7 separate regions of the Mus musculus genome follow, and all the other regions are linked to region 2. Evidence: chromatin loops called from intact Hi-C (ENCODE). Cell type or tissue: gastrocnemius. All regions are shown on one strand. Region 1 overlaps Bcas3 (breast carcinoma amplified sequence 3). Region 2 overlaps Bcas3 (breast carcinoma amplified sequence 3). Region 3 overlaps Bcas3 (breast carcinoma amplified sequence 3). Region 4 overlaps Bcas3 (breast carcinoma amplified sequence 3). Region 5 overlaps Bcas3 (breast carcinoma amplified sequence 3). Region 6 overlaps Bcas3 (breast carcinoma amplified sequence 3). Region 7 overlaps Bcas3 (breast carcinoma amplified sequence 3).

What was found. Peaks named below come from ENCODE experiments on the same cell type or tissue, not always from the same donor. Only the 100,000 strongest peaks of a DNase experiment are listed, where the experiment ranks them.
Region 1: it touches region 2 in a loop (7-fold over the local background); 3 of 42 quality-filtered maps call a loop at or near these places.
Region 3: it touches region 2 in a loop (2.7-fold over the local background); 15 of 42 quality-filtered maps call a loop at or near these places.
Region 4: a loop joins it to region 2, with 5 times the contacts of the local background. A loop is called at or near these places in 32 of 42 quality-filtered maps.
Region 5: a loop joins it to region 2, with 2.2 times the contacts of the local background. A loop is called at or near these places in 2 of 42 quality-filtered maps.
Region 6: it touches region 2 in a loop (3-fold over the local background); 15 of 42 quality-filtered maps call a loop at or near these places.
Region 7: it touches region 2 in a loop (4-fold over the local background); 20 of 42 quality-filtered maps call a loop at or near these places.

What each region holds. Positions count from the first base shown.
Region 1 is chr11:85,631,260-85,635,259 of GRCm38, forward strand. All of the region lies in intron 22 of Bcas3 (breast carcinoma amplified sequence 3), which reads left to right. Among named protein-coding and RNA genes, the nearest start is that of Bcas3os1, 86 kb to the right of the region's middle. In gastrocnemius, no CTCF peak of the experiment used is centred here; no DNase peak of the experiment used is centred here.
Region 2 is chr11:85,821,051-85,825,050 of GRCm38, forward strand. All of the region lies in intron 23 of Bcas3 (breast carcinoma amplified sequence 3), which reads left to right. All of the region lies in intron 1 of 2610027K06Rik (RIKEN cDNA 2610027K06 gene), which reads right to left. Among named protein-coding and RNA genes, the nearest start is that of 2610027K06Rik, 9.3 kb to the right of the region's middle. In gastrocnemius, a CTCF peak has its summit at 2,351 (motif pointing left); DNase peaks (open chromatin) are centred at 2,341 and 2,624; H3K27ac peaks cover 673 bases.
Region 3 is chr11:85,715,525-85,719,524 of GRCm38, forward strand. All of the region lies in intron 22 of Bcas3 (breast carcinoma amplified sequence 3), which reads left to right. The region is part of intron 1 of Bcas3os1 (breast carcinoma amplified sequence 3, opposite strand 1); the gene reads right to left. Among named protein-coding and RNA genes, the nearest start is that of Bcas3os1, 2.2 kb to the right of the region's middle. RefSeq lists enhancers at 1-858, 2,547-4,000. In gastrocnemius, no CTCF peak of the experiment used is centred here; no DNase peak of the experiment used is centred here; H3K27ac peaks cover 1,585 bases.
Region 4 is chr11:85,515,766-85,519,765 of GRCm38, forward strand. All of the region lies in intron 15 of Bcas3 (breast carcinoma amplified sequence 3), which reads left to right. Among named protein-coding and RNA genes, the nearest start is that of Bcas3, 160 kb to the left of the region's middle. In gastrocnemius, a CTCF peak has its summit at 2,414 (motif pointing right); a DNase peak (open chromatin) is centred at 2,459; H3K27ac peaks cover 743 bases.
Region 5 is chr11:85,737,203-85,741,202 of GRCm38, forward strand. The region is part of intron 22 of Bcas3 (breast carcinoma amplified sequence 3); the gene reads left to right. Among named protein-coding and RNA genes, the nearest start is that of Bcas3os1, 19 kb to the left of the region's middle. In gastrocnemius, no CTCF peak of the experiment used is centred here; a DNase peak (open chromatin) is centred at 1,589; H3K4me3 peaks cover 571 bases; H3K27ac peaks cover 3,040 bases.
Region 6 is chr11:85,705,239-85,709,238 of GRCm38, forward strand. All of the region lies in intron 22 of Bcas3 (breast carcinoma amplified sequence 3), which reads left to right. Bcas3os1 (breast carcinoma amplified sequence 3, opposite strand 1) reads right to left here. Exons shown (of 6, transcript NR_045875.1): 2 at 1,499-3,977; 3 at 957-1,042. Among named protein-coding and RNA genes, the nearest start is that of Bcas3os1, 13 kb to the right of the region's middle. RefSeq lists an enhancer at 3,257-4,000. In gastrocnemius, a CTCF peak has its summit at 1,556 (motif pointing right); no DNase peak of the experiment used is centred here.
Region 7 is chr11:85,380,396-85,384,395 of GRCm38, forward strand. All of the region lies in intron 5 of Bcas3 (breast carcinoma amplified sequence 3), which reads left to right. Among named protein-coding and RNA genes, the nearest start is that of Bcas3, 29 kb to the left of the region's middle. In gastrocnemius, a CTCF peak has its summit at 1,855 (motif pointing right); a DNase peak (open chromatin) is centred at 1,853.

The sequences.
Region 1 (4,000 bases), 190 kb before region 2:
GGATTCACATTTTTATAGATGGTTCCCATTTTAAAAACAGTTCAGTGGTTTTTGTCTTATGTACACAACTCCATTCTATTCTCCCAGTCTCCCTTATAGGCCCAGTGCTACGCTTGGCTGCTCACAGACCAGTGAACAAGGAACTTCATGGGGAATCTACATTGTTCTGACTCCCTGCAGACTACTGTGCCTCCATCTCTGCTCTTCAATGCTTGGTGTTCTTGTAGTACCTGCTGTTTTGTCCTATGAAAGCCCTTAACTCCATTGTCAGATCATACGGTATTGCACCACAGAGTGTCATCTTTTGAGAAGCAGTTACGTATAGCTTTGGTGGAACTAATTATAAACATATCGATGCTGGTGACCGTAAATATCAAACAAAAGCTCTTTCAACTTGGCTACACGTTTGTTCTGTCAACCTCATGTTCATGTCTAGATCTCAGTATGAGTATTCCACATCATTAGCAGAGTTCTTCAGATTTCATAAGAGTGGCAATTTTCCAGGGCTTCACATTGCCAGGGAGAGAGGAGGCTTCCGTAGTTCTCAGAATCTACTAAATGTTTAATCACTTTTATTAAAATCCTAAATGAACTCTGTAGCCTGAAGGAGTTAATACACCTACCTCCACAAGCCTGCCTTCAGCTGGTAGAATAGGCCCATGGCTGCTGTTGTCCACAGCTGGACAGGTTACACAGCATAAATTGCGTAGAAATACACAGGCTCCACGATTACTGGAGAAGAATTGTGTTGCTTGCCCAGTCATATATTTTGATCTTTATTGCAAGTAGTTTATTCTCATGAGAATTGGGGGATTAGCCCTGCTTTTAAGGTAAAAAGTGTATCTGCGAGGGTAAAAATATAAAATGAAAATAGATTTTTAATGGCAACTGGGGTTTTTAGTATTCATTTCACATGCATTTTTCATCCTGAACTTTTAAACAGTTTTGAAAAACATATGAGAGATTTGTGAACAAGGGCAAGAGGGGGTCAAATGTATCAAATCCTTGGGTTCCAGCAAGCGTAGGCTTTGTGGAAGAGCAAAGGAGCACACACATGCTCTGGGAATGTAAATTAAAATAAGCCCCCATTCTGTGGTAGCGAGGAGACTCGGTGAATCCTGCTGTGTCCCAACGTCTGTGGCGTTTGCCTTAATAAATTAAGCAAATATTAAAATAAACATTAATTTTATCAGTCTGCATTTTTCCTCTGTGGATGAAAGTGTCTCAGGAAAAATCATAAAAGAATCTATGGTAGCTCAGAGAGGTTAAACTCAACAGTTGTTTTCTTTGAAGTCTCTGGCCACGAGGTTAATTGCCAAAACTGCTTGTGGAAAAGGTGGTAACAATTTAACAAGACTGTACAACTGCAGGGACTTAGATGAATATCAGGTGTTTGCAGATGTTTTTTTCCTAACAGGAAAGGGGGTGGGTAGGAGAGGCGGAACAGAATGAGAAACAGGGGAAGAGGGGGCCTGAATAAAGTCCCAACTAAACAGCCAATAATTCTTTGTTTGCTTAGGCAATCATCCTGTAATTGGCCAGGAGGTTAATAGGAGTCTATTGATTGGCCAGGAGGATTGCTTACTGTGGCTATTTTTACAGTATGCTCCTAGACAGGAGGCTGCAATTACTGGAGCGCTCATTGCCACTCTTTAGGGCCATTGCTGCTCTGATTTATGAAACCTGATCAGGTTACTGTTGGCAGTTTATGTTTTAAGTGTTGCCTTCTGGGTCTTTGCTGCTCACGGCCTGTGTGCTACTCCGCATCATTTATTGTGGTCATTTGAATAGGTAAGCTTATTTATGACTTACTGCAGTAGGAATACATTAAAAATAATAACCACCACCCAAGTGGAAAGTGGGAAAGTGGAGATGTGTGAGACAGAGTTCTACCTGCTCTGGGTCAAGCAGCGCTGCCACCAGTACCATCCCCGAAGATGGAAAAAGTCTGCAGTCTGCCTTGTGTCTGTCCCCCCAGACACACCCGGCTCCCTAGTGAATTATTAGACTTCAGTTCCTCTTCTTGTAATTAATAATAATTAGATTTGGTGGCAGGTATATTTAGAGTTAAGGAAACTGAGGCCAAGTTCAAAATGTTTTCGAGTCACGAGGCTGCCTCTGATCCCATGACAGGCCTCCTCTGTCTTAACACATCCTGACCTGGTCCTGACCTTAGCATCACTAATACGTCTCTTACCTCATGATTTCATTTCACTCACTGACCGTGACTAGAAATCCTTCCATCTTTCCATGAGCTCCTGATATTGGTTCTTTCCCCTTGCTCAAACCTCCTTTTGTAGTTGAGTTCTCTGGGAGCCTGGCGAAAGGGGAGCGAATCTCAGATGTGGCCCTCAAGCAAGAGCTTTCAGTGGGGTCACCTCGAGACCATAAGCTTTCACCTGCCCTTCTAGTGTGTTCCTGAAAACGAAAGTGACAACAGTTTGTCCTGCTCTTACTAACTCTTCCTTTCTAAATCTTACATTACCACTGTTAATTTAAAGGTTAAGAACTTGTGCACACCTCCTCATTGCCTCCAGGGACCCACTGTTTAGCACCTGTGGATGCAGAACTCCTGGGCTGGACCACAGGATTCCTGTGGAAGACAAGGAACTCTTTCTGTAGGAAGTGTGGCAAGTACCAGCCATCCAGGCAACATAGTTCTACAAGGTCAGAGATCCTCTGTACCAACAAATGGTCGAAGCCCCCTTTGAGGCTGAGAGACCCTTTTACAGGAGTCAGACATAAGATACTTACATTATGATTCTTTTGTTTTGTTTTGTTTTTTGTTTTTCGAGGCAGGGTTTCTCAGTGTAGCCCTGGCTGTCCTGGAACTCACTCTGTAGACCAGGCTGGCCTTGAACTCAGAAATCCACCTGCCTCTGCCTCCCAAGTGCTGGGACTAAAGGCGTACACCACCATACCCAGCTTTACATTATGATTCTTTGTTGTTGCTGTTGTTGTTTTTAATTTATTTTATGCATATGAGTACACCACCATTGCTCTCTTCAGACACACCAGAAGAGGGCACCAGACCCCATTACAGATGGTTGTGAGCCACCATGTGGCTGCTGGGAATTGAACTCAGGACCTCTGGAAGAGCAGTCAGTGCTCTTAACCACTGAGCCATCTCTCCAGCCCGTTGTTGTTGTTTTTTTGAGACAGTGTTTCTCTGTGTAGCCCTGGATGTCCTGGAATTCTGTAAACCAGGCTGGCCTTGAACTCAGAAATCCACCTGCCTCTGCCTCCCAAATGCTGGGACTAAAGGCGTGTGCCACCACTGCCCGGCTACATTATGATTCTTAACGGTAGCAAAATTACAGTTAAAATGTAATAATAATACATAATAATAAATGTAATGTAAGAAATAATTTTATGGTTGGGATCACCACAATATAAGAAATTGTACTAAAGGGTCGCAGCATTAAGAAGCTTGAAAACCACTGGTAAGGAGGGTTCTAAAACCAGGAAGAAGATGTGGCTGCCATACATGTCTAAAGAATGTTGACATGACATCACAGGAGCAGTAGATGATGAGCAGAGGAGAAAGGCAGATAACCCTAAACTTCACTGTCATTGTCCTGGCCTTGCCAGGATCACAACCCGAGGGAGCACTCTACAGTGCCACATCCCTGAGGGAGCACTCTACAGTGCCACATCTCTGAGGGAGCACACTCTACAGTGCCACATTCCTGAGGGAGCACTCTACAGTGCCACATCCCTGAGGGAGCACACTCTACAGTGCCACATCTCTGAGGGAGCACACTCTACAGTGCCACATTCCTGAGGGAGCACTCTACAGTGCCACATCCCTGAGGGAGCACACTCTACAGTGCCATATCCCTGAGGGAGCACTCTCTACAGTGCCACATCCCTGAGGGAGCACACTCTACAGTGCCACATCCCTGAGGGAGCACTATAGTACCATAGCTTCCCCTGTGCTTTTTTGTTTGTTTGTTTAAAATTTAAGATGGCAGTAAAAGATTGAAGTTATCTTTCAGAA
Region 2 (4,000 bases):
CAAGGCCTCCTCTGCTTCAGGCTTATTTATTTCATGAAAGCAGAGGCCTCGCCCTTCTCATTGCTGGCTCTGCTGTCCACTCCTGTCCCCTGTGGCCTGCCTAGTCTCTGCTACTGGGGATCAGCTGTGGTAACAAGCCTGGTTTCTCGTAAGACCAATGTGGTGTGGGGTCATGGGCAGTAGTATTAGTGGCCTGCCCTAAGACCAGTTCTCCCTCCGGTGAGCTCAGGGTCACCAAGTCCCTGGAGAATATGAGGGCACAGCCTGAGTCTGAGAACTTGCTTGAGGCTCCTCCTTATGTGCTGCCCTGCTGTGGGGAGGGCTGGGGATAGGAGAACAAGCTTTCTTAAAGCATGGGCCAGACTCCGTGATGCTTGGAGAACCTCCCTAGTTGACTGGCCCTAGCTGGTTCTGCTAGGCTTTATCTGGCGTCTACTTACACTGCAGTAAGCTGCTGGGACTTAGGGAAGGTGGGGTTGGGGAGGTGGGGGCAGAGGGAGGGCAATGGTGAACTGAAACCAGGCTACTATGTTAAAATGTCCAGGGTTCCCTCTGAAAACTTGTCAGCCTGCCTCCTTCCTCTTCCTCTCCCAGCAACCCACCTGCATGGGGCCCCGTCTGTCACTGCATGGGCCATAGGTCCCTGTGTATCCCCTTCTAGAAACCGTCGTTTTATGTGTTCTATGCTTACTGTGTGACTCCTCTTCCCTACCCCATACTGAAAGATTCACAACACTTCTGCCTCTGGGCCCGCCCCTCCATGACCAGTCAGCCTCCTGCCGCCTCACGTGCATGTCAGTGTCCTGGACAGCAGAGTGTCCCTGCAAGACCGCCCTTTGCCCGTGTGTCACCCCTGCACCTCCCTCCACCTCCTCCTCCTGCTTGTGGAGATCCGTGTACTTCTGGAGCATTGTCCAGATCTCTCAAAGAAAACACAGAAAAAGATTCCTCAATGCTTTTCTTTCCAAAAGGGAAAAAAAAAGGAAAAAAAAAACAATGCCAACAGCCCAGCGTGCGTGAACAGCCCAACAGTAACAAAGCGTGCGTTCGAGACGGAGGAAGGTAAGGCCACGCACTTCCACACGGTTCTACTCGCCACTTGCTCCAGGGCTGGGGGGTGACTCGAGTGGGGATCCCGTGTGCATCTGCCCTCCTCCATGTTCTCACCCCACACCACACACTCTCACTCTGGTGTCTTTGGAGGAATAGAAAGAGATTGGGTTTGATAGAAGTCGCTAGTAAAGTGCCAAAGAAACCGTCCCAGCCGGACCAGCTGGGCCCCTGGGCCTCTCACTGACTGTCCGAGCTGGAGAGAGGTCCCATGTCTCCCACCACACCATTCATTCATTCCAGAAATTATTTTTCAGCACAAGCTACTTCTCAGGCCTGGGGATTGTGACTGGAGAAGCAGGGACTGAGGCACACATTCCCGACCAGGGCCTGTCTTCCTGAGAGCTAACTAGGAGTCAAATGAGGAGTTCCGAGCCTAGGTGCTCTGCAGTGGACACCGTGGTTCGCAAAAGAGCAGACACTCACGGAAAGCTCAGGAAGAGAAGCAGGCATGTTGGAGCTCGGCGGCCTAAAGCTGTCCATAGCAAGCTCCTCATTCAAATAGGAAACACCAGTGAAGTCAGACAGGGCGGCAGGCTGTGAACAGCCATTGGTATGCCAGGGAATTTATACCTGGGGACCATAAGGAGTGAATGGATGCCTTTAGAGGGATAACAAGATGAGGTTCACAGTTTCCGGACTTGGAGTGAGAATATGATCTTGGGACCCAGTGGCCATTTCAGACTAACCAGTGCAATGTTTAAAGAAGACAGTCAGCAAAATCTTAGGTACCCTGAGATGTGGGGCCACTAAACACTCCTGTCCGGCCCCATCTCTCCCAGGCCTAAGCAAGAAAGAGAAAAAATGGGCCAGGCAGCTCAGCCACACCTGGCCTCCATCTTGTAACCCCTTGGCAACTCTCCCTGCACTGTCACTTGATGGATGGGGTGTGTCCACTCAGACTTATGTGGTGGGGTCACCAGGTTGGCTGGGGATGTTGCTGGGGCCTGTGCAGAGGGACAGTGGGGTGCAGAGCTGCGGCCTGGGCTGTGGATTCCTTAGCTTTCTTGGCAGTGTGGATATGTTGCATTTGTATCAAGACTGCTGGGACTCTCTCTCTGCTCAGCAAAGAAGCCCCTCTTCCCTCACTGATGGCCTCTCCTGCTCCTTTATCTGGGGCGGCTTTCCTTGGGCCTGCATCCATCCTATCTGTATCACTAAGAGGCCCCTGCTTTTCTTGCTACTGCCTGCTCCTCTCCTGCCCTTCCTGGCCCTGCTGTCAGCGCCCCCTAGTGCTAGGATGGCTGCGCGGGAGGGCATGGCCTCTGCAAGCCTCTCAGGTCCTTCCGGTCTTTCTGGGACACTCCTGGGCTTGCTTGTGGGGAAAGGAGGAGAGAAAATGGACTCTATTGGATGTTCCTCCTGGGAAGCCCTTCTGCTTGCTGATGCCTAGGGCCTCCCTTTGCTCGATAGCCTTCTCCCTCCTGTCCCCAGATGAAGGTGAACCTGAAAGCAAGCTGGAGGAAAAGATCTGAGCAGCCCTCGGCCTCATCTTTCTGTCCATATAGAGTTATCTCATGGCTTTCCCAGAGCCAAGGCCCCCCGCAGGAAGCCAGTGTCTCTTGGGGATCAGGCACCACAACCAGTCCCTCAGCCTTTATCCACAGTCCTTCTCCTCTTCCTCTTCCTCCTCCTCCTCCTCCTCCTCACAACAGTCCCAACCTGCTAGGACTGATAATGCTGTGTACCCATCTACCTGGGCTAGGCCCAGATATGACTGGCATGGTTAGCATTTCCCTGACCCATTCCGTGGCGGCTGCTGCTGCTTCTGGGCAGCCCAACTTGGGCTACAGTGTGACCTTCAGAGGGCGGGAGTGGCTGGATGATGATGGCCAGCCTAGTGGGGGCCATGACCCTCACTCCCTAACCAAAGCCAGCTGTGCTGCATGTGTTTGGTGGCAGGGGACTGGGGCAGGTACAGGCTGGATACTGAGCTCTGAAACCAGATGAGTGTATCGCTGAATATACCTTGATGTTTTGAGTAACTTCTTAAGGTCCTGTTTTCCTGAGGTAGGCAAGCAAAACTGTAAAACACAGACAGGCAGACTGCAGAGGAAGAAGCTAAGCCGTAGGTCACATCTGAGTTTGGAGAAGACGCCAGAAATGTCTATGCCTGTGCTTGCCCACGTTTTAGAGGCAACAGCTCAAAGCAAAGAGAGAGTAGGAACTGACCTTAGAAAGCCAGTGAATTGATCCAGCAAGTAGGGTCTCCTATTCCCAGCCCTCTGCCCACCCCAGTTGGTTGAAGAGATGGTGAATCAGTTAAGGTTATCATAGGTAAATAGATCTGGCTTCCATATCCAAAATAGCAGTGTGGAGGTACAAGAACCAGGGCAGCAGGCCTTGCTACTCTACAGACCAACTCAGCATATAAATTCTGTGGGTCCCCAGGAAACTTGGCTGCGGTGGGGTAAGGCTAAGAGGAAAGACTGACGCAAGTAAGGGCCTCTCTCTTCAGTGGAAGAGACTCCCACAAAGGATCCCGTTATACAGAGAAGCCATATAGTTTCTACAAGCTCAAGCCCTGCTAGCAGGTAGAACTTGTGAGAGAGCAAGGGAACAGTGGGGCTGAGCTGGGACAGGGCTCGAGACAAGTCAGCTGGGACAGCAGTCGGGACAGATCAGGCATACTGTCTCCTCTCTTGTCCTGGCTTGTGCCCACCTACTGATCCTGGATAGTGTGACTAAGGGTTGAGGCAGAATGCTGGCGGAGCATGAGTGCGTGAGCAGGAGCACCCCGTGAGAAGCAGTGTCATTGCATAGGGCTTTATACCGCATAATGGCCTGAAGACTTCCCCACAGTGAAAGAAACACCCAGGTCAAAAGCTAGAGGCTGCTAGCCAAGGGGGCTTCTTCTCCCAACTGAGCCCCTTGTGACCTGAGCTGCCAC
Region 3 (4,000 bases), 110 kb before region 2:
TCCTTCACCTTTTTCTCCACCCCAGAAGTGGATGAAAATATCAGCGGTTTCCGTCTTCTGTCACTTGTCACAAATACTTTCCCAAGCTAATCTCACATAGGATTTGCCAAGGATCAGAACCCAAGCACAGGGGGTCACTACTCACCTCTGGGTTACCTCGGACAAGGTAAGAAGAGACCTTGAGGTTAGACGTGCCGCAGAGAACCTGAGGCTGGATGCACTGGGTGGGTGTGTAACCCCAGCAGCTGGGAGACAGAAGCCTTGGATCACAGGGTACAAGCTTGCCCCAGGTGTGTACTGAGATACTGTCTCAGAGAGTCGGGGGGGGGGGGGGGGGAGGAAGGAAGGAGGGCAGTTGGATGAGCGGGACTAAACTGCTTTCCCCAGCCATGCTCTATTTGGCTCTGCATTCTGCTTTCCTGTTTCCTCTCCATGCCACTGTTGCCAAAGCATCACATGCAGCTACTAGGGAGGCAGAGACTTCTGCACCACAGTGTGCATATCCTCATGAGCAAGGAGTAGGTGTCAGCCCTGAAATCAGAGGAGACTTGGCTCCGTACCTCTCCCTGGGTAGATGGCTTTACTGCTGTGTCTGCTGAGGGCGAAGCTTTTCCAACAGAAAGGTCGTTCTTCAGCATTCTTTTATAGACTGTTTTAGCCATACTGTGTGTAGGGTTTAGAGGATTTCTGCTGTAGCTGCTTATGTGGGAAGCTCACCACAGTATTCTCTTCCCTGAGCTGTTTGTGGTAACATCCTAGCAATTTGTTTAGATGTTCAGTGAATGATACCTTATTATTTTATTAAGTGATGGGCTTTAACTTGAAGGAAACTTGAGTTCTTGATGGTTTTCTTGGCAAGCTACTGTATACATATTTCCTCCTAGACTTTTAAAGACTGTACCACTCATTCCCCTTAAAAATGGATCCTGGTTAAACAGATTTCTGAACCTCCAAATCACAATTATATCCTTTATATTATACTTTCTGACTTTTTCTTAAACCTTCCTTAGTGACTGTATGTTACCCACCACACCCTCAACCTCTGCTGGTAGGCATGAGCCAAGTGGCCCGGTGGCTTTATGCGATGGAGGCACTTTTTGACAGGAAAGTTGTAGATTTACTTTCAGAGGCCCTGACCTAGACCACCCTACAGAGGTCATTAAGTCTCTTGCCATCAAGCCCTAAGCAGTTTCTTCTCTGGTTTGCTTTCTGTGGATGTCTTTGTCTGGGGAGTTCAAGGTGTCAGAGATCGATGTCTGCCTGGTTCCTTTGAAGACGCTGAGTCAGGAAGGCACAGAGGAGTTAGATGGTAATGCCAGCTGGAGATAGCCAAGGAAGGCACAGAGGAGTTAGATGGCAATGCCAGCTGAAGATAGCCAGAAGGCACAGAGGAGTTAGATGGTAATGCCAGCTGGAGATAGCCAAGGAAGGCACAGAGGAGTTAGATGGCAATGCCAGCTGAAGATAGCCAGAAGGCACAGAGGAGTTAGATGGTAATGCCAGCTGGAGATAGCCAAGGAAGGCACAGAGGAGTTAGATGGTAATGCCAGCTGGAGACAGGGCCACATAAAACAGTCACTTCATAAGGAACCTAAGAGGTTTAGGGTTATTTCTGTCCTATGGCCCAAGAACTATTAGCAACCCCAGGCGTCAACCTGCAGAAAGGCAAGAACTCAGTGTAGTTCTTAAGTATGGTTCCATGAAAGTCATCAGGTCCTCTCAAAAACCTCTAGATGTTTGCCTTAAAGCTTAGAAAACAGCACAAAAATGATATAGCTGATAAAGAGACTGATCCTGGCTTTTGACACATCTTCAGTCATTTCTTCACATGCACTCAATCATTTCTTTACAAATATACTCAATCTCTCCTAACTAGAATACTCCAGTAGTCATGCAAGAATCTTAACCAAAATAACTGAAGTTTTCTCATGTCAACGCATTTTTCTCCTCAAAAACCTTAATGAACCAGATGGTGGTACATACCTGTGAGCCTAGCATTCTAGAGTTGGAGGTGGAGGATTGTCAGCTCAAGGCCATCCAGGGCTTTTAGCAAGTTCAAGTCTAACATACACTGTCTTTCAAAGCCAAGGGTTAGGAACATAATTCAGTGGTAAAGGTTTGTGTAACATGTTCAGGACCCTGGGGTTCCATCCTAGAGATGAAAGACAGTTGACTTATATGTTGCTGCCTTTAAATAATGTCTCAATTGAGGTATGATGGAAGAAATGGATCTGGGACCACCCATCATATAATCCAAGAAGTGACAGCCTTGCAACAAATATGAGACCTTCGTTTAGTCTGTTCAAACACGAGCAACAAGCTGCTCAGGGGGCTCATGACTGTTCAGTGAAATGCACATGCCGTGTGCACACACTTCCCAAACTCTTGTTTCCACTTCAGTTCTAACTGATGCTTTCCGTCTCGACTCCCACTTCTTGCCTAGAGGAGCCCTGTGTGTGTGACAGACTTGTTACTAAGCATCTCCCTAGCATGCCTTACCTTCCTAGCTTCATTCATGTGCTCGTGCCCCTCGCCTCTGACGAGCCCTCCTTCCAGCAGGGTCTTCCCCAAAATTCCCATGAACACATCACAAAATGGATTAAGTATTATAGCAGAAAGATGCTCACTCCTTACGCCCTGGCCTTCTAATAAGGGTGATGGGCCTGGGATATGCCCTCTGTCATGTGTTCTGGTCTTACAGGGGAGGAAACAGAGAACACTGGCCAAATATTGACCACTGACTGTCCCATCCTGTTGTAGCATATGGACTTGTGTTTGTAATTCCTCTGAGATAAGATTTTTACCATCCCTTGTAATTTTATTAATCCATTCTAGACTGACAGATGTTGCCATGAGCCTTGAGCTCTTGAGGATTCTTGTTTCATTTCTGATTAGATGATGAGTTTCCTTCTTAAACCCAAGGGTCTATGTATGCACAGCCCTTCTCTCCTAAAGAGCTTGTTTGGGTGCCAGAAAGAACCTTGCTGTTCCCTGGCTGGTACTGGATATCACTTTTCTATATCTGAGCCCTTTCTAACTGGTTCCCTCTTGCAAAGGTAGCACCCAGTATGCTGTCAGTGCTGAAGTAGTAGCAGCTGCTAGATGGGTTTTACTTTTACTTGTGTTTTTATTTTGAAGGGACCTGAGGATAATAAGGGGTGCCCAGAGGACTAATCTGTGGATCTCCATTCTTCTCGAGAGCACACAGAATTTGAGAACACTGAAACTGAGCCAGATAATGACCCAGAGGTCTGCTAAATGTTCCAGGGTGGTTGGCTCTTTGTTCTCACTTATTAGAGTCCAGCTCCGCCTTTCATAGCACAGTAATTGCTGCAGGGCTTGGGCCCAGGTGATCTGTCTCACAGGCCAAGCTGAGGTTGTCTGTTACCGTCCTTTACCGGTCTCTGGCAACAATGGGAAGTGCTACCCCTGAAAGCAGGTTGGTTAGCATCTGGAGCTCAATGAACCTGTTGAACTTTTCCAGCCATTTTGTTTTTTCCTTTCCATCAACCTACTTCTAAGAGGCTCATGTTCTGTTCCAAGGGCACCAGCCTTCGAGTGGGCACTTGTCCATTCCTGGCCTAGGGCAATCAGGTTGGAGATCTCCCGTAGACACCAGACACCCCCTATCTCTCCAACTCTCCTGTTGGCTGATCCCCTTAGTGCTTCTAGGGCACTTGAGGTCATCTTTTGTCCAAAGGAGTGCCACTGTGGCATCTCACCGAGCAGGACTGTGGGTACTCTCCCCATTGCTTTGGACAGACTTGACAATGCCTCTCTGTGTTAAGCACTGTGCGCAGCTCCCTCGAAGTAGGCTGTCATCAGTCCTCACATTTGCCCTGCCGCGGCTGTTCATACACCCGTTTCACAGGTGAGTGTAGGAGAAGTGAAGTAACTTGCTGACGGGTGAGCCGAAAGACCTGGAAAGTCTCCTTCTCCCGCTCTTTACAGAAAGCCCCTGAGACCCCGGTGGTGATTCGTTTACACCAGTGTCCTCAGA
Region 4 (4,000 bases), 310 kb before region 2:
GTGCGTATGGATCAACTGCTGTCACTCAAACTTTGCTGCTGTTCGTCAGCAGTGTGCAGGATTGATTCATTTCTCATGTTTTTTTTTTTTAACAAAACAATGTAAGTAAACAATATTACTGAATGAAATAAAAATTTGAATTTATTTCTTTGCTTTTAATTGCTTTCAGTATGGACATTAGCTTGTGAGTATTTCTAAAGTGGGAGATGATACAAATCCGCAGTTGAAAGTGGCACTAGTCACGGTTCCACACGTGAGCTCACATAGTTGATAGATGTGCTTTTTACATTTGTTTCTTTAGGTGCGTGCTTGTGTCTGCGTGTGTATGTGTGTGTGGTTGTATATGTACGTACGTGTTTCTGATAATCTTTGGGAGTTGCCTGTCTTCCCTTCACTGTGTGGGCCTAGGGATTGAGCTCAAGTGAAGAGTCAGACTTTGGCTGCAAGCCCTTGCTCACCCACCACACTGGCCCTGCTTACTTTTCCTGTTTCTTTATCTTGTGAAGTAGGTTTTCCTTTTAGGTTTAAGAATATAGTGTCTGCCCTGTCCTGAGATTTTTAAGGACTCACTGACCTCCCTTTGCCTCTCTTGTCCCTCCCTCTTTTTCCCTCCGTTCTTCCTAGGTCTCATTGGATAACCCAGACTGGCCTCACTAGTAGTTATGTGTAACTATGTGACCCCTTACGTAGCCAAGGCTACCCTTTATCACTGATTCTCCCTTCCTGCCTCCACCTCCCAAGGTTTGAGTATGTCCCCTAACCCAGCTTCTTTCTGGCTTGGTCTGGAGAAGGAGTTGTGCCAGGCCTGCAGCATCTGACAACTGAATTCCAGACCCTGCTCCCTCCCAACCTGAGGTTTGAGGACTTTGAAGGAGGCCTCTCATTTCTTGGACCCAGAGCTGCTATATTTCAGCAAATGGCTTACAAGTCCAGCAGTCTTTCTGTCTTTTTAGCATCTGTGTGTACGGCACTCCCGTCTTACCACTTGGAGACTGTTTACAGCCTTCATTTGATGGTTTATTGTAGTTATTTACTTTGGTCGATAGGGAGTTTTCTTGATATAGACCGCATCCTATTGTAAATATGCAGCAGCCACCCAGCTCCTCACATAGCTTCACCTCCTTGGGAGTCAGCAGCACCAGAGTGCCATGTCCTGACTGTTCCTTCTAGTCACTGTTTACTTGTGGAGTGGAGTTTCCATAAGTGTTTTAATTTTTGCCAAGAAAAATCAATCATGTGCGCTGAAGTTCTGCTTTAAATTCCATGCCTCATCTGACACAGAGTATATAAATGGTGCAGACACGCCATGTGGGAGAGCCCTCCTTGGGTCGCTTAGCACCTGGAGTTTGCTCTCTCCTTGTAGCCTGTTGCCTGAGGTCAGTGAAGCCTTGCTTCTAATCTGTTGTAAAAACCTAATGTTTTCCTGGTTCCCGAGGCATCCTCTGAAAACGTTGGCATAACTCTATGCTCATTTTGACATTTACTATACACCAACACCACCCACATTTTCAATATTTTCATGTCATTTTCTGTAATTGTGCAGAGATAGAGGATGAGTTCTTTATGCAAATGTTTGGGAAAGGGTAGCCTCACACAGCAAGATGTCTAATTTAAAAACCACATAAGAAGCCAAGATATGACACAAGTCTGTGATTAAGTACTCTGGATGCTGAGGCAGGAGGATTGTCATGAATTTGGGACCAGCCTAATGCTGATAGGTGATATCCCATCTCAAATTATCCTTTTTAAGTCACTAATTGAAAAAAACTATTAAAGAAAGATAGCACCTCTAGTAGTTCATAATCTTTATAGCAGTGTGTAGTTCACAGAAGTATTAAGAGGGACATAGAGTGCATAAGGATATGGCTCAGTGTGTAGTTTTGCTACACACATGGACGTTTATCTTGCAGGAGCCGCCTCTAGTTCCAGCACTTGGGAGGAGTAGTCACGAAGATCCCCGGAGCAAGCTGACTGGGTAGCCAGTCTTGGGCCTGCAAAGCTCTGGGGTCTGTGAGAGACTCTTTGAGCAGGGAAGCACTAGAACAAGAAACATGTCGTGGAATGTCTGTGTGCACACACATACACAGGCACTACTCACACCAGCCAAATGGAGGCATACGTAGTCCCATGTGTGAGAGAAGTAAAGTAAGCTATGAGAACCCTCAGGAGCCTGTTAGTGTACAGTGCTGTCTAAAAATGTTTTAAACATAAAATTAAACCCAATTTAACTACTGTAATCTTTTATGTTGTTTAGATAAACTCCTTTAAAATAAATGCAACAAGAAAATATAAAATAAATATAAATTTAATGTAATTATCACTTGATGCAAATACAATCTTTCAATTTGCTTTTTTTGCTTATGAATACAAATTTGCATTTGCAAATCATGAACAGTTTGGGTTTAGCATTTAATGGTTAATGAAACATGCTACCTCTAGAGGGCAGTGTGCTCTCAGCTTTTCTGTTCCTGTCATCAGGGCTTGAACCTGGGTATCTTGGGAGCAGATACCACCATGGCATCTCTTCGTTTTCTTGTGTTTTCTGTGTTTTCTTCTCCAAATTCTTCACAAGGATGTGGACTCTGTATTATCACCAACTTACAGCTCTTTTGAGTACTTTGTACAGATGTTCATTTCCTGTGTGTGACTCTTGACGACTGCTGTGAATGGAAACATTTTAGTTGTGTTATTTCCTAAGTGCTGTCAGTGTGCTCCCAGCCCTCCTGTCCCGGAGCATGTGTGTCCTGCTTTTTTGTAAACCAGCAGTTGTCTGGATGCCATGATTCAGGCACTGTTAGTGCTGTCAGCTCATCTCTCTGTTCTTACCACTGATTGGCCCTGTCCTTCCTTCCCTTATCTAGTCCCCAGTAGCCTCTGCTTTCCACTTCTTGTTTCTTCTCCACTGTTTTCCTGTATGCCCCTTTCTAAAGCTGCTGTGAGATGAATCTTGGCTCTCCTGTCTGGGCCTGGAGCTCCTGTTTGTGCTTTGTGTTTTTGTATTTGTGAGAGATTCCCCATTGCCACCATCCCATGTCCTACTGCATTCTTGTCCCCACAGTGTGTTCTAACAGAGACTTTTCTTTGAACATTTCTCTTACTATCATGTCTTTTCTTATGTTATTTTCTATTGTTTAATGTTTTTACAGGTTTTTGTCTTTTTTTTAAGCTATTATCTCCATTGTTTAATTTTCTTCTTTGTCTGACTGACATTGTAGTTCTGACTGGCATTGTAGTTCTGACTGGCATTGTAGTTTTGACTGGCATTGTAGTTCTGACTGACATTGTAGTTCTGACTGGCATTGTAGTTCTGACTGGCATTGTAGTTCTGACTGACATTGTGCTCACACTGGATAGATTTTGAAGTACTGACACCTAGACTCATTGCTGTGATGAAGCCAAAATATCCTTGACCACTACATGAAAATGACTGTTTCAGTCTTTAGTTTTATTACTTACTAATTTGCTTTTATTTCATTATTTAATTTTTTAAAATTGTTGAGCCTTCTCTCCAGCCCCTCCAACTCTGTCGTTATGAGCACTGTCTGATCTTCCAGAGTACCTATGTTCAACTCCTGTTACCTACATGTTGACTCACAATTGTCTGTAAGTTCAGTTCCCAGGAATTTAATGTCATTGCAGGTGGTATACACACACACACACACACACTCACTCATGCATGTAAACACTCATACCTGTGAAGTAAAAGTCAATACAGAATGATTGATTATCTTCCCTGTGAAGGGATCAGTCTATCTTCCATTTCAGGCATAAAAACAGGATTAAGACTACAAACTCTGAGCTGGGCGGTGGTGGAGCACGCCTTTAATCCCAGCACTTGGGAGGCAGAGGCAGGCGGATTTCTGAGTTCAAGGCCAGCCTGGTCTACAGAGTGAGTTCCAGGACCCCCAGGGCTACACAGAGAAACCCTGCCTCAAAAAGAAGAAAAAAAAAAAGACTACAAACACTGAAGTTGGTTTTGATAATTTTGGAAGGTAAAATA
Region 5 (4,000 bases), 84 kb before region 2:
CTGAGCTTCCCTTCTGCTCTTTATTTGTAACTTCTCAACCTCCAGCGTGGATGTTTACCTCCCTGTACATCGCTGCAACACGAAACCGCTCTGTCTTCTGACAGCAAATAAACTGGCTTTAATGGGTGTTCAGCTACAGCGGCAGCTCCAGGGTTAAAAGTTTTAGCAGGCAGACTGGCCAGCAGGAGTTAGTGGTGTGGAGTACAAGGGACGCCAGGCTGTCTCTAAATTTTTTGGCCCTCCCCAAGTACAGAGATGAAGGAAGAGCCTCTATAAATCACTGGAGATTAGAGGCCCTGTTCTTGCCGACTCCGCAGGGTTGCACTGCTTAATGTCAAAGCCTCACGTATTACTTTAACAGCACTCCTTTCTTTATTAAATCCACTTTGAAATATATATATATATATATAAAAGATGATCTTTCCAGTAAGGGGGAGAAGGCTAAAAGGATTTAGAAAGTATCTGTTATGTTACATTACGGAGACTAATAACTGTTTAGGGAATAAGTAACATTTTTGCACCATCTTAAGCCATAAAAGAGAGAGCAAGAGAGAAGTATAAAGGTCCATTCCTTAGAACCAACTTGCTGGAGAGTTTATGTCACCCTGTGTCCTTGCCTTCTAGCTTCTTCAAAGGCTGAGCTGAGGCCCTGGGAAAATGGCGTGAACATTAGTGAGAGCAAGAGCAAGTCTGGGAATACACTTTTGTGGCTAAATGTTTTAGAATTAGGAAGGGCGAGGAGAGGAGAAGAGGAGGGGGCTCAGGAGGGAGTACAGTCAGGGAAAGAGTTCTACTTTTGTACTTAAAAGAAAAAATGCAGACTGTGTTGGTTTGAGGCTAGGCTTATCTCCTTCATCTGACTTTAATGAAGACATATTTCAAGCAGCTGCAACCATGTCAGATGTCATATTTTGGCTCAAAACTTCCACCTTCCAAGTGGGAGGTTTCTTGAGACCTAGAAGTCCATAGTAATTATAAGCTAATTGGCTAGCACTGGCAGCAATCTGATTGTCACAGAGCTGAAGTCGGAACCAGTTTCTATAGGTGAAGTCAGAGTGGCGAGAGCTGCTAATTTGTAAAGCTAATGCTGAGTGCATGGCCTTCATTACGCCATTCTCTCTGCTTACGGGTTTGTTAAAATGTCATAACAGAAAAACAAATCAGTTTGACTAAAATGCTTAGCACTAAATGCAAAAATAAACTTGACGTGAGCTAACATCTTAAATCACCAATTACAGCATTTTAATCTATACTTTCAGAGAGGTCTTAGGATGAACAAAGCCTCACAGAGAATTGGTCGCCTCTAACTTTCTACTAGTCAGAGTCTAAAGGTTCCTTGTATTTGTCTCTTTCAGTCAAATGGCAATTACTTAAGCAGAATTATTTCAAGAGGGCAGGATTCCTCATTAAAAGCCTTCAGAGTCTAAGGAACAAAAAGTGTTCAAGGGATTTTGTTAGCTTGCCTGTTTTAGCCAAGAGCATTTTGTTTTTAAAGTTTCTTTTGTTTATTCAACAAACGATTGACTAACAACTGCTATGCCAGCAGAGCCTTTGCTGGCCGCCAGTGGTAAGATAACTAGTAGCCAGAGCTCCCGCTGTGTGAGGGGCTTGCAAGCTTCAGCAGGCCGGTAAAAATATAAATGAGTCTGGTTGTGGTGATTGGTGCCTGTAAGCTCAGGAGGCTGAGAGAGGAGACCAAGTTCAAGACCAGCCTGAGCTACATAGGAAGATTCTGTTTCAAAGGAGAGAAAAATCGAATGCAGATTAAATGTAAAGTCACAGTGAAGCTTTAAAAGTAAGGGTCAGTTTCAAATGTTGTTGTACTCAATTGAAGGAAGACATTTACTCTATTTGTATAGCTGCCAGAGTATGAGCTAAGGAAAAAGTGTGAGCTTTGAGAGGGGCTGGGAATTTCTATTCTTCAGTTTTTATTTTATTTAATATTTGGTATTTCATACATGAATACAATGTGTTTAGATCTAATGAACCTCTTTGAGCCGATTCTTGCGTTGTTCTGGTATGATGTGATTCCCTTCTGCATTTTCAACTGTAAAAGGGGTTCACACCTTTAAAATGTGGTTCAGATTTCCAAGTGGGGAAACCAGCCTGTTTTGCAGCATTTCCCACCCACTCACTCACAGGTTGAAGCGCTTTCTTCTGAGATACAGTCTGGAGATGCTGTTTCTGCAGAGTCCTGCCACAGTGAATCCACATGGTTCTTCGTTCATAGCAGGCTGTGCTGCACACTAGCTTTCATGGCTCTAGGATGGCTGCCCAGTCTTAAAGTAGCTGCTCTTAAAATAGCTGGAAATGGATGCAAAGTTCAGGTTTAGTTAAAGGGATTTGCAGGCGCTTGCATGTGTGCTCACTTGCATGCCTGTGTGGGTGCTCATGTGACTGTGTGTGTACTCCATAGGACCATTTACACAGGATCCATTGTGAGAGCAAATGCCTGGTGTGGGGGGAGAGGAGGAAGAGGGGGAGGCCTGCACCTAACCATCTTGGAACAGTTGCTCAGAGCAGCATTTAGTGTTTTATTAGGAGAGAACAAGTCTATAAAAGGAACAAGAGGTTCAATCATTACAGAGTGGGCGACAGGAGGCAGCTGCCAGGATGACTTTGAAACCCTTTGCGATCCTAGAAGAGTTGCCACAAGTAACACACTGCAGCTGCTGGGATCCTTCAGTGGAGACGCAGAACTTGGCACCCACTCCTGCAGCAGTGGGACTCTAGGGTCACCAGTGTTTTCTTTAGATAAGTTCCTACCCTGCTCTCACTGCGGTTCCTGTATTCATTCTCTTTTGTTTTCAGGTAGGTTTGAGAGAATTAGAAGCGGACAGCCCCCTAGTGTGATTTAAAGAGAAAAGAAAGATCTTGCATGCTTGGGGGTTGGGCAAGTAAGACTGGGTTGGGAGAACTCAGGGGCTCATCCCACTCTTGCCCACAGTGCCTACACTTAATAAGTTGCCGTAGTTTGCAGACCATTGCTTGCATGATGTCATGAAAGTAACAAAGTGTGTGAGTTTCTTTTTGTGAAATCTACCTGGCATGTCTGTTTCTCATCAGCACATGGAGAGTACTTGCAAAGTTGAACCCCTCAACTTTAAATTTCTCCAATTAAATCCTATAAAGTCAAGCAATAAGCATTGTTCACATAAGCCAGAAGAAAAGTTATTTACGACGGGTTATTCTTGACAAATGTATTATTTGATATGTATGTAAAAAATTTTGATAATGCTTTCTCAAAGAGCCAATGCCAAAGAATGAAGGTTGTTGGCTGGGAGAATTCTTGTGAGCTGTGAGCATGCTCAGAGACCAGCGGCATGTCAGTGACTGCTGATAGGACCCTGGAAGTGATGGGGCCCCAGCCTTATGGGCAGAGGACAGGGTGTGGGAGGGCTAGGAGGTGGGAATGGTAACAGTCACAATGCATATTTAGAAGGTACTCTTCTCACAGCCTATGGAACCGTTTCTGTGCTTCTAACTCCGGGGAGGCTAGTCACATTTCTCCTCCTTTTTTGGTCTATACCGTTTAAAAACCATCCCCATTCCGACTCCTTGGAGAGCTGCGCATACTTCAGCCGTGTTAAGATGGAGAGACAAGTCAGGAACTGTCCTTTAACATCCCCCACCCCCATAGCGGTGTCAAACATGTACAGTGAGTCTTAGTCATGTTTACCCTGTTACCCTCTCTCATCACCCAACCCCCATCATGGAAGCCCTTTTTCCAGGCCCTTCTCCCACCACTTTCAAGTCTTTGTGTATGTATGACTCACTGAGTTGAATAACTGACTGCTTACATGACAAAGAGTTAAAGGTTATTTATTAGAGCATAGATACATGGTCACTTCTATTTGTTTGTTTGTGGCAGGGTCTCAAGCCAGTCTGACTTCAAACTTCCTATATGATCAAAGATGACTTTGAATTCCTTTTGATGTGCGGTAGGTGTGGTATAGTGTATACACACATGAATATGTAGGTGTGCATCTTCGTGCATGTG
Region 6 (4,000 bases), 120 kb before region 2:
AGCCTGCCCCAATTTCATTCTTACTGAGAAATTAATTTATAATCTTTATCTTTAACCGCAGGTTATTTGTTGCAGGTTCTCCCTAAACTTCACAGTAGACAAGAAATGATTTTCCATGAAACTCCTCTAGGGGTAGAAACCCAGACCCAAATTCTGAGTCCTGGATTCTGATGTCTGTTCAGTTTGTCACACAGACTTGGACTTCTACAGAGTTCCATCTCAAGAAATTGCAGACTCTCGAGATGCAGCTCAGGGCACAGTGTGTGTGCTTAGCCTGAGTAAGGTGCTAGGTTCCATTTCCAATAGCACAAGCAATGTCTTCTTAGGGTTACTATTGCTGTGACAAAACACGTGACCAGGAGCAACTGGAGGAAAGTTAATTGGCTTATACTTCCTCATTGTAGTCTATCACTGAAGGAAGAGAGGGCAGGAACCTGGAGGCAGGAGCTGATGCAGAGGCCATGGAGGAATGCTGCTTACTGGCTTGCTCCCGGGGCTTGCTCAGTCTGCTTTCTTATAGAACCAAGGACCACCAGCCCAGGGATGGCATCACTCACAATGGGCTGGGCCCTCCCCAGTCAATCACGAATTAAGAAATTGCCCCACAGGCTTGCCTGCCTGTAAGCATCATTGTATAGAGGTATTTTCTCAATTGAGATTCCCTCCTCTAAAGTGACTACAACTAGTGAGAACTTGACATAAAATTCCAGCACACCCAGCAACAACAAAACCACAGATACTTTCTGACTAGAGTGAGCACCGTTGTCGTGACCTTCAGGGTTTTCCTTTACCTGAACGGATTCATCCACTGGCTGAAACTTCAGAAACCGAAAGGAGTAATTTAATTGCTCATTGTGTGGGGAGCTAGGAGATGTTGGGTCATTGTTCGCTTCAACCCCCAAAAAGAGTATGTCAGGATGAGAATGTTGTTCAGTTGGTGGAACTCGAACACTTGCCCGCTGTGCAGGAATTCTTGGTTTTGAGCCCCAGCATCCCATGTCCTGGTCAAGGCGACACATGGCACTTGCCTGCAGTCCCAGCCCTAGGAGGCAGAGGAAGAGGGTAAGGAGCTGGATCCAGGCCATCCTCAGTTACATAGGAACTTCAAACCCAGAGCATCTAAAAGCCACTTTTCCTCCCAAGCTACATTTATTATAGGAAAAATATAAGACAAATAGAAGGAAGTTGAAACTACTTATAAATCCTTTGCCATTATTGTTTAATATCATTATTAACAAGCACATACTCCAACTTTAGATTTACTTTGCCAGTCTTTTAAAAGGCATTAACTAAAAGACAAAGAAATTGGTTTTCAGTGGGTTAAGGTGAAAAGTGATAGAGAAACCCATTCAGTCTCAAGAGACGGTGTGAATAAGATGATCCTGGAGACAGAGTGACTAGGAGTTGTTAAAAATTACATCATCCATGAGCAATGGGGAAAATTGCCTCATTCTTATATTCTTTACTTATTCTTCCTTAAAAAAAAAAAAAAACAAACCTGAGTGCATGGATGTATGTTATATGAATGCAGTGCCTGTGCAGTCCAGAAGAGGGCGTCAGATCCCCAGTAATTGGAGTTACAGACAGTTGTGAGCCACCATGTGGGTGCTGGTCCTCTGCAAGAGCAACAAGCTCTTGCCCACTGAGCATGTAGGAGAAAAAGATACTAAGTTAGATTTGGTGGCTCATGATTATAAATTCCAACATTTCAATGTAAGAATTTCAAGGTAACCTGACTTTATGAGACTCCATTTTGAACAGGCAATAGAATGTACCAAGAGGCAACAGGATGTTAGATCTACTTCCCATTTGGTGGTGTTTCTGATTTGCTACTCATCTTTCTTGTTGGAGCCTGGTCAACTATAAGGAAGTATCTAATCAAATATTACTGATCTATATAACATTGCTTATTTTAAAAAGTTGCCCCCTCTGGTGTCAGAGGAATTTTCTCTTTAGTAGAAAATTTTATGTGCCCAAACTGAAGTCACCGGGTCTCCTGTGCCTGCCTACATTCGGTGGTTTTAGATGAAGGGCTTTAACCTAGCCCTTAAAAACTCAGCTCCATGCTGGAGAGAGGGCTCAGTGGTTAAGAGCACTGACTGCTCTTCCAGAGGCCCTGAGTTCAATTCCCAGCAACCACATCATCTCAACCATCTGTAATGGTATTTGATGCCCTTTTCTGATGTGTCAGTGACAGTGTACTCATATAAATAAAATAAATAATTTAACAGAAACACTCAGCTCCTACGGCAATCCTAAAGTTACTTCTGTTGTTTCTTAGTCTCAAGGTGTTGTTGAAAACAAAAGCAAAAGGACAGCCTGCCTGCCTTCCCTGCCTTCTGCAGTGTAGTGGGGCTGTGAGCAGCTCTCAGGGTCTGTTGCATATTTGTTGGGGACCCAGTCCAAGGCTAGACCTTGACAAGTAAAAGAAACGGAAGTTGGGGTGGGGTGAGGGAGTTAAGTAACCTGTCCAAATTGCCACTGTCCTGCCTTGGGAAGTCTGGGCCTGAGCCCTGCAGCTAGTGTGGCCAGAAAAACTGATCTGTCTCCATGCTGGTGTCTTTGAGGTAACTTCAGAGCTGGTTAAAGTGTTCTCCTGGCCTCTTCTTCTACTTCCAAGACTGCTCAGGAACTTTTGTTCTAGGAACTTTAGCATGCCAGGGTGAGCTAGGGAAAGATCCTAGAACACATAGCTGAATTAGACTAGTTGCTCTAGGTTAGTGCTTGTTAAAGAGAAACTCTGAGCCTACTACAGTGGGTTCAAGCTACTACAGTGGGTTCAAGCTACTACAGTGGGTTCAAGCTACTACAGTGGGTTCAAGCTACTACAGTGGGTTCAAGCTACAGTGGGTTCAAGCTACTACAGTGGGTTCAAGCTACTACAGTGGGTTCAAGCTACTACAGTGGGTTCAAGCTACTACAGTGGGTTCAAGCTACTACAGTGGGTTCAAGCTACAGTGGGTTCAAGCTACTACAGTGGGTTCAAGCTACTACAGTGGGTTCAAGCTACTACAGTGGGTTCAAGCTACTACAGTGGGTTCAAGCTACTACAGTGGGTTCAAGCTACAGTGGGTTCAAGCTACAGTGGGTTCAAGCTACTACAGTGGGTTCAAGCCTGTAGTCTCAGCTGTTGTGCAGGGGACTGAGGCAGGAGGCTCTTTGGAGCTAAGAAATTAGACAGCCCAACCTGAGAAACCCAGCAGGACCCTTTGTCCAGGAGTAAAAAGAAAGTTAAAACAAAGAAACAAAAAACCATTTAAATTGCAAGTCATGCTTCATTTTGATATACCTTCAACCGTTCAGCTTTGGCGTGATTTAAAATGAGGGAATGTGTGTGTATAATAACCTAATTGACAAGCAATGGTGCCGCTCCTCGCCCAGGGCTACCCGAGCATCCGGAGGGCCATTTTGTTTAATTTGTTTCTTCACATAGTTTCTGGTGGGAAAATGCATTTCTCTAATACCCAAATTAACTTGATTGAAATGTCTTAGACTTTGCCATTTTCCAGTGGCTAAAAAGGTTATTTCTCAAGTGTTTAATTTTTTAAGTACAGTATATATTAATTTAACTGCTACTGCCTGACAGTCTCATTCCATGAAAAATTATCACAACTCAGTACCTTTAAGCAAATGTTTATTTATACTTCACTTCCCACCCCAGTGTAAAATTATTCAACTTTGAAAATATGTAAACTTTAAATTGAGGTTTTCAAAAACTTGAACCACTTCTTGATTTGTTCAATATAATTTTCATAATTTCTTTACAGTATTCTGTAACGTGTATCAGAAAGGAAACACTTATAAACTGATGCTGTCTATAGGAGCTGTCCAATCAGTAATGATTGTAGGAAGGCTTCCTTTGTCAGACATGTACCATATAAATACTTGCACTTAACATGAGAAGTTCATCCATGAAGAGTACAGACTGCATTGGACTTCCGATTTCTTGTCACCGTTTTCTTCTTTAGGGACTGAAGCTAGAAGATGAAATAAAATCTTC
Region 7 (4,000 bases), 440 kb before region 2:
CCTTGAACTGAGATTGCAGGTCTGACCACTATGCAGTGTTGGGAATGCCACTAGGGCTTTTGCATGCTAGGCCAACATTCTACCAACTGAACTATACCTCAGTTCCCATTTGTGTTCTTGGATTTGAACCCAGGACCTGGTGGATGCCTTGCATATCATGGAGGGACATTTCTAGCCCTTGTTTTATTTTGTCTAAGGCAGAGAACTCCCTTATGTCTATTGAAACATATTTGCAGTTAAAAGTTAATTGTGGGAATGGGAATTTGTGGATCAGATGTAAGCTCTCAGCTTTTGCTCCAGCACATGCCTGCCTACCTGCTTCAATGCTCTCTGCTCTGATTTTCAAGGGATCACCAATGGAACTGTAAAATCAAAATTAAATGTTTTTTTTTTTAAATATGTTGCCATGGTCATGGTATTTTGCCACAGCAGTAGAAAAGTAACTAAGACCCTGTTATTAGTAGAGTATGATTTTGTAGTGTCAAAAGTAAAAAATAAGAAAAATAAAATCATTCTAGCTGAGCCACATGGCTCAGACCTATAATCTCAGCATTGAGGGGCTGAGGAAGGAGGAGTGCTGCAAGTTCCAGGCTGTCTTAGATTACAGGTGAGACTATGCCTCAATAAACTAAACCAATGTGTCTACCCTAATAGCTCAATGTGTTGTGTAGTCTGTCAACAGTTTTCATTGTCCAAACGTTTGTTTGGGGGTTTGTTGTAAGAGGATTATGAAAACCCTGAGATTTAGAAGTCAGTTTCTCCAATTTCTTGGCTAGCTTGGTGCTGTGTGATATGAGTTGGCATGATAATAATGATAATAGCAATAATAATACCAAAAATAATGTGTACATGCAAGTGCATGTATGTGTGTATTTGTTATGTTAAGTATGCATATATGGGTACATGTTAGTATGTTTGTGTGTACATGAGTGTGCATGTGAGTGAGTGAGTGTGCAAGTGCTCGTACCCACGTGTGCATTCAGAAGCCAGAGCAGGACTTTTGGTGTTAGCTAGGATATCTCACTAACTGGAACTGTACATTTTGGAGTAGTCTTGTTGTTCAGTGAGCTCTCGGCCTACAATACAGTCACACATCATACCTGGTTTTTCCGGTGAGTACAGGGGATTTGAACTCGGGTCTTCATGCTTGTAGAGCCAGTGTTCCTGTGCACTCTGGGCCATCTCCTTAGTCTTTGCATCACTTTTGAAGAAATAAAATTTGAGCATCTGTGATCCCAGCTACTCAGGAAGCCAGGACTGGAAGGGTCAGAGTTTGAGAGTTTTGTTCTTTTTTTTTTTTAAAACCTATGTAGGGTTGGATGTATGTTATACACAGGTGATCCCAACTTATGGTGGTGTGGCAGAGGATTGTGAGTTTAAGACTGGCCATCGTTAGATTGTCAAGCCTGTTAAAATACAAACAAACAAACCAAAACAAGAAAGCCAGCAAGAGGCTAGACAGATGGCTCTGTGGTTAAGACCACTGGTTGCTTTTCCAGAGGACTGGGGTTAAATTCCTAGCACTCACATGGCAGCTCACAACTGTCTGCATTTATAGGGGATCTGACATCTTCACACAGACATACATGCAGGTAAAACACCAATGCACATAGCACAAAAATAAATAAATAAATCATTATAAAAATAAAACCTTCTGGGTTTACAAATGTTATTGAATTTTTTTTGTTTTGTTTTGTTTTGTTTTTTTTTTTTTGTTTTTTTTGTTTGAGCCAGAGTTTCCATCTAACCCATACTACTCTCAAAGTTTTGGTAGTTGTCCTGCATAGCCTTCCAAGAGCTGGGGTTATGGGTGTGTGCCACTGTGCCTGGTTCTGTTTGCGTGTGCTTCGGATGTTGGACACTAGGTGTCACTGCCACACCGATCTACAGAAAGCATGACCTGAAGCTTAATGTGAAGCTTTGCATACCAAAACCTGCAGAGCAAACACATGAGGGCATATTTGAGGTAGAAAGCAATTAGTCCATTATTTATTAGAAGCTATATGCCAGTAGACCTTGCCGCATTGAGATTGTTAGCCAGGAAACATTTTTATAGGTTTCATTTGGGAGTAATATTAAGTTGGTGATTTGAGTGCATTGGTAAGCAGAGGTTTGGAGTCCATTCAGGCTGCATATGCTGTTGTTGAGCACAGGCCTTGTGTTTGTTCTCTGCTTTCCTTACAGGAAGGAGAAGTGATGGGCAGGTCTGTGCTGGGTGTCAGATAGAATAGCAGCATAGACGAAGGAACATGTTGAATCTGCCCAGATTATTGAACTGAAAGTTTTTCTATATTTTTCTTTTATTTTTTTGAGTCAGACTTTTCCTCTAACCCATACTGGTCTCAAACTTTTGGCAGTCATCCTGTGTAGCCTCCCAAGAGCTGGGGTTATAGGCATGTGTCACTGTGTCTGACTCTATAATACATTCTTAAAATTTTTATTAGTTTCTTTTATTGACATTAATATAAACATACAAAGTAATGAATGTCATTTCTGGCATCTTTAGACTTGTGTCCTTGCTCTCATTCCTTCCTTCCCCTGTAGTATGACTCCTAAGGCCGTCTTTTAGACAAGCCCAAGTGTGTTCTAATAGCATTATGCAAATTTTGCTAATTTGTAGGCTGATTGTTACTTCATAATTGAAGTTTATCCTAAGTTGGGATCTTTCTTAAATGAGAGCCCCCCCCCTTTTTTTTTTTGCTTTCTAGGAATATGTATGTATAGTTGGTTTTTGTTTGTTTGTATGTGGATGTGTGGTGCATGTTCTTGAATGTGCATGAGTGTGTGTTTCCATTAGGAGAAAAAAGGCATGGGCTCTTTTTCTCAGTTGTTTCTCTGTCTTAATTGCCCTGAGATGGGGTCTCTTTTTGAACCAGAAGCTGTGGTTTCAGCTCTACTGTCTGGCCAGGGAGGTCTTCACAGCTGCCTGTTTCTGCCTCTCACTGTTGGGCAGAAGTAAATACTTCTTGAAAAAGTAGACTGGAGGAGAAGGACGGAGTTGCTGTATGTCCCATGGGTACATGTGACTCCTGTTTACCAACAGTCTAAAGCAGAGTGATGTGGTTGGAGTCTCTGAACCTGAGTTCACATGTTATTGCCACCCACAGTCAGGGTTCATTTCAGTGCTGTATGAGGGGCTTTGACAGATGTGCCATGACACGAGTCACTGAGCATTGTTCACTCATGTCCCCACACCTTGAATAGAGGCCATCATTTTTCTCATTACTTGATATTGTATTTGGCAAATGTCATTTGCCATACTTGGAGTGGCCATTTCAGATTGGTTTCTGTTATATTGAATATGCATATAAGCGTCCTCTTGTTTCTTTCATGAATTGATAGTTTATAGACGTCATATACCATTGTAAATATAGTTTATAATACCACAAGCTATATAAAGCTCATGTTTATAGCTTGACTTTTTCCTGTGTATGTGTGATTGTGCATGTATGCACACAGACAAGTAAGTGGAACAAACACACTGGATGGCATTTAAGGATCCTTTTCTTTCTCATGTAGTTCCCTCCCCCATGGGTAAAACAGTCATTGTCCTGACCACAGATTAGCTTGGCAGTTTTAAACAATTTAAATTTATGCACTATGGAGTCTTCCTTGTCTTGTCTGTATTCTTTTGCTCAGTGTATATTTTAGATTCAACCCATTCAAGCTGTAGTACAAAGAATGAATTAGAGGCAATGAAGTTTGTGTGCTTGAGTGACTGTGAAGTGTTTATGACAGCTGCTTAGGCCAACACCCTCTGTAATGGTGTTACATTGACTTCTGAGCACCTTCCAGTCTGCCTCCTGGCACACATGTCAGGCTGTCTGAGTGCTTTTGCATTAACATCTACCCCAAGGAAGATCTTTTGACTACAGAAGTGTTAGTTGCAAATGGAAGATACCATTAGAGCAGCTTCAAAGGCCCGATACTTAGATTGGTGTGTGCTGAAGTCATGGCTGGGGCTGTGAGGTCTGGATCAGCCGTGCGTGCTTAGCCAAGG